Linked DNA regions of Homo sapiens: region 2 is linked to region 1. Evidence: chromatin loops called from intact Hi-C (ENCODE). Cell type or tissue: endothelial cell of umbilical vein. All regions are shown on one strand.

Region 1 (2,500 bases):
GTGAGACACTCATAAATGACTTCAAGTCCTTCTACCAATCATCCTGACAAGGAAAAACTCCAGGCTATATTCTGTTTGAAAGGCTAGAAAGGAACTAAAGGCCCAGTAGGTATGGTTAGACTGAGGGTCGGATATTTACCTATACATGTAACAGCATGCTGTCCAGCTAATGAAAAGACGTAGGCACTTTCATGTGTACTGTTGACCTCTAGAAGGCAATGTTAGATCTAAAATACAAGGTGTAGGACAATGTATATCGTCGGCTAAACTTCACTTGTGTTTTCTGTCAAGGATAAATAATATGATATGTTTGTAAGTGCATATCTGTATAGTTTATCCCTGATAGAAAACACATATCCAACAGGATATGCAAGTAACTAATAACAACCACTGCCTTTGGAGAGGGGAACACAGAAGCTGGGGCTCAGTGCTGGGAGGGAGTCTGGCTTTTTGGAGTGGATTTTTGCACTGCTTGGCTTTTCATGAGGGGCATACGTTACTATTCTGAATTGCTATGTTATAACATTATGAAGCGGGGTGGTCACAGCAGGTTCCAACACAGTCCTTATAACATCTTTTATCAGCATTCTCAGTAGCTCAGGCTTCAGAATTCAGCTCCTGGGAGTGTAGTAGTGCCAGGTGATTGGCTAGTGGCTTTTAGAGGCTCCCATTCACAGACTGAGTGGCAGGGCCTGTCCACTTGATGAGCTGTGGGTAGATGTAGATGTTAAACCTGCTACTTTCAGGACACTTCAGAGAGCCAAGTCCAAATGAAATGTGAATTCTTTTCATGTGCTTTACTAGCCCTAGGGTTCAATCCATTCTATTCCTAATGCAGATGAAAATAAGAACCTGGCCAGGAGGCCTGCGAATAGGGTGACTGCAGAGATGTTATCTTGGGAGCATCTTCTCATCCCTTCTTGGCTGAGGAATCCCACATTGCACTGCTCTCAAAAGCTCCTTCAATTGTGGACAGATGGGCTTTTCCCTCAACTAAAGGATATTTGCTTTTATTGTTCTGAATGAAGTGAACAAAGTCCATTCACTTGCACTGAAATAATATATTGCTTTGAGTTTATTTTAAGAGCTGCTGTCACACCACTCTGGGATCCGACCTCATGGTTTCTTAAAGGCTAACTAGGGCTGTCTACCATAAACACCAGTGCTGGAAACCTGGCCCAGCTTCACCCACTGACTCAACCTGGCACAGGTCCAGGCCCCAGGGATGTATGGGCCGAAGGACTGGAGGTGGAGTTCACTGGCAGATCAGGGACCTGGGGTCATTAACAAACTTTTCCAACACTTCTTATTATAGTATGTGTTTGCAAAAGCTAGACTTTGAAAAGTCGCCTTTAAGACCGGTCAGTTTACATAGGATTTAAAGATAGACTAATGCTTCCTTCTCTAACTAGTGTGGAAATGGTATTGTTCCTTGTCAGAGTAGCTACAGTTTCAGTGTCTAACCACTAGGGGCTGAACTAACTCTACCAAAACTATTTTCTAAACCATGTCTTTTGCAAATTAACAGTTTCCAAGATGACTGAATTACACCGTTCATAAACAGTCATGTCTAGAACCATCCCTTCCAACACTGAAAGGCTTTGATGTTAGAATAGAGGGAAATGTCAGGTTTGTGTTCAAAGAAGGGGGGCAAGCATGAAATAGGAAATAACACAAATCAGAGAGAACATGAGAAGCAGAATGACATCAAAACGTCCTAGTGTGGTGACCTCACTGTATCAGAATTCCTTGTCTAGCCCCCACCTCATCCTCTATGGAAACAAAATCCCCAGGGTAGAATCTGGGCTCTGAATGTTCAGAGGGCTCCAAGGTTGAATCTTATGTACAGCCAAGATCACAACAACTGTGCTAGCCCAACACTCCTTTAGAGAGGAGATGGAGGCTCAGGGAGGGCAGGTACTTTGACTATCACCTTTCCAAGTCACTACTGGGAAAAGTCCCGGGTCTCCTGACTCTCCATCCAGTGCTCCCCGGGAGACAGTATCCCCTTCCAGGGCACCAGGGCATCACTTGTACATTATACCACTTACGATTTGGTTTCTGGCAGTCCTGCTGAATGATCCGGTGGATCTTTCTGTGCAGGTCTTTGTCTTCTCTGGTTACCTAAATAGGAAAAATAGTTGAGAGAGAGAGTGTTCTTAGGTAACACAGCAGTTGTGTCATCCAGACTTCCAAATTAGTATTCAGGATAGTTTCTAAAGATTACATAATAATCATCTTCCCTACACCATTAATGTGGTGTTTGATACTTGGCCTAGTGTCAAACCAGTTCTGCCCAGAGGACACGTCCTTGGGAGTTGGTTCATTGGGGCAATGAGGTTAAAACAAAAAAAAAGCTGGAATTGCATACTTTTAAGGGACAACTTTCTTCTTCAACACTCATAACACATTTTTGTTATTTGTTGTTATAGTTTTGAGCGAGGCACAGTGATCAAGGCCTCCAATCTCCACCCCATGACTCCTTCTTCTGGGCCCTGAC
Region 2 (2,500 bases), 95 kb after region 1:
CTCATTGACTGGTCTTGGAACCCTTGCCAAAAATCATTAGACCATATATATGCCAGTTTTTTTTTTTCTGGTCTCTATTCCATTGGTTTATATTTCAGGACTGCACTGTTTTGATTACTGTAGCTTCGTAGTAAGTTTGAAATCAGGAAGTGTGAGTCTTCAAGCTTTGTTCTTTTTCAAGATTATTTTGGCTATTCAGGGTCCATTGAGATTCCATGTGAATTTTGGGATAGGGTTTTCTATTACTGCAAAAAATGTCATTGAGATTTTGATAGGGATTGCATTGAATCTGTAGATTGCTTTGGGTAGTATTGACATTTTAACAATATTAGGCCTCCAATATATGAACATGGGATGTGTTTTTATTTATGTCTTTGATTTCTTCCAGCATTGATTTTTTAGTTTTCATTGTACAAGTCTTTCATCTCCTTGGTTAAGTTAATTCCCAAGTGTTTTATTCTCTTTGATGCTATCGTAAATGGGATTGTTTTCCTTACTATTTAAAAGTCTTTATTTTTCTTGAATTAATTTCCAGACGTGGTACATTTTTTGTCTTATTTTAAAATATATTTTTGAAATTGTCTTTTTGTGTTCTGTTTTTCATCTTTTCCAACTATGCAATCTATGCACATTTCCTCAGCTTCTTTATTACACAGTTGTGTTTGTTTCTGCATATTCATGCTGCTCAGAGTCAATAAGTCCTTGCAATAAGCAGGAAAACTGTGTGATCTGAGAATTGGTAAAACATTTTGGAAACTGCAGACTTAGCCAAATTTAACTTATTACTGACACCATTTTGTTGCTATATTTTGACTGACCAGTGACTAAATTTTGAATACCTAACCAGAACAATATAAATAAAATAGAGTTTGGGAATGTGAAGAAAATATAAGGAGAATATAAAGTATATTTCTTTCTCTTTTGCAGATTTCAGGAAATGACATAATCCTTGGAATTTCTGTAATATTTTACAGAAATTACAGAAAGAATATGTACAGTCGATCCTCATTATTTGCAGATTTTGTATTTGTGAATTTGCCTACTTGTTAAAGTTTACTTGTAGTCCTAAAATCTATACTTGCGGCACTTACTTGGTTATTTGTGTGTATGCGCAAAGCTGCAAAAAAATTTGACTCCTCTAGCAAGCACATTCCCAGCTAAACTTGAACAAGGTGACACTGCCTTGATTTCACCTCTCATGAAGAGATGACCAGAGGACGGAGACAGCAGAGGGCAGTGTAGTGAAGTGCAAGAAGGTCTGGCTGTGGGGGCCAGTTGGATAGGGTTTGAATCCCAAGTCTGACATCTGTTTTTGGGATGGCCTTCCGCAAGTCACTTAACACTTATACACCTCATTTCTCTTTTGTAAAATAAAGAAAGGAGAATCTCCCTGGATGAATTGTTTTCAGGATTTAAGAATATAATAATCTATGTGAGGGGTGTGTGTATGTGCATGGTTTTCCCTATGAACAATGTTTCAGTAGTCGCTAATTCAGTGCTTGCAGTGATTTTATAAAACATAACTACCACAAATAATGAGAATTAACTCTGTGTGTTTGCTAAATGATGATGAATGATTTTATTCTTTTTTAATATTGATACTTGTTCCTACCAAAATCTTAGCAGGACTGAAAAGATCACCATAATTTGCATGTAATTTAAAACAGATAACAGTATGAACAGTCTAAAAGTATATGCTTCCTTCAGTGCGGTTTCCTCTCTCTTCACTTAATAGCTTTTTGGAACTTTGGATATTTATTACCCAAACGTTTACTCTACTCTGTACCTTAGCTCTCCCATCTGTGTTGCTCATAGGTTTTGAAGGATTATGCCAGTTCTTAATCTCAGTTCCAAATACGCCCTTCTATGCTTTGTGATGCTGGTTCAAAGACTGCAGATCACATTTCTGCCTTGCTAGCAGCTCATTTCTGTTTCAAAAGTATAGGGCACTAGAGGGAGGCTGCAAGGAGAAGGAGGAAGAAATGACTTACACCTTTGTCTTGTTTCCTGTGAACTTCCTGTCTGCTTGTTACTTTGACCATCACCCTTGTAGAGGTTTTTTTTTTTTTTGCTCCAGCATCAGCAGTTTCTTTCTGTAGCAGCTGTTGAATACAGTTTGTAGTTTTTCCAACACTCACAGAACTAACCTCATCATAACCCTTCATAACACCAGCACCAGTTGGCTGGTACCCTGTTCCTCAAAAGTTTGGGTCGCAGTCTCACAGGACCCCTCTTCAGAGACAACAGCACCAGCTGAGCAGCACTCTGTCCTCAGAGGTCCGTCTGAGTTTCAGCTCTGTGGAACCCTTCCTCCAAGCTTCTGAATTTTAATAATTCCAATCTTTTCCCTTTGTTCCCATAGTCCTAGGGGTGGTAGCTTTTGCCTGTAGTTGTTACCTCCCTGATCCTTTGTATTATTTTTTCAGTTGGCAACAGAGTTAGTCATTGTTTTTATTAAATTTCTCTATTAAAATAATCAATGTGATTTTCCTCCTGTCTG

Evidence for each region. Peaks named below come from ENCODE experiments on the same cell type or tissue, not always from the same donor. Only the 100,000 strongest peaks of a DNase experiment are listed, where the experiment ranks them.
Region 2: a loop joins it to region 1, with 4 times the contacts of the local background. A loop is called at or near these places in 20 of 110 quality-filtered maps.

The regions. Positions count from the first base shown.
Region 1 is chr10:103,887,021-103,889,520 of GRCh38, forward strand. STN1 (STN1 subunit of CST complex) reads right to left here. Exons shown (of 10, transcript NM_024928.5): 9 at 2,052-2,124. Among named protein-coding and RNA genes, the nearest start is that of STN1, 30 kb to the right of the region's middle. In endothelial cell of umbilical vein, a CTCF peak has its summit at 1,459; a DNase peak (open chromatin) is centred at 1,201; H3K27ac peaks cover 1,069 bases.
Region 2 is chr10:103,981,612-103,984,111 of GRCh38, forward strand. All of the region lies in intron 1 of SLK (STE20 like kinase), which reads left to right. Among named protein-coding and RNA genes, the nearest start is that of SLK, 16 kb to the left of the region's middle. In endothelial cell of umbilical vein, a CTCF peak has its summit at 1,241 (motif pointing right); DNase peaks (open chromatin) are centred at 1,180 and 1,960; H3K27ac peaks cover 1,380 bases.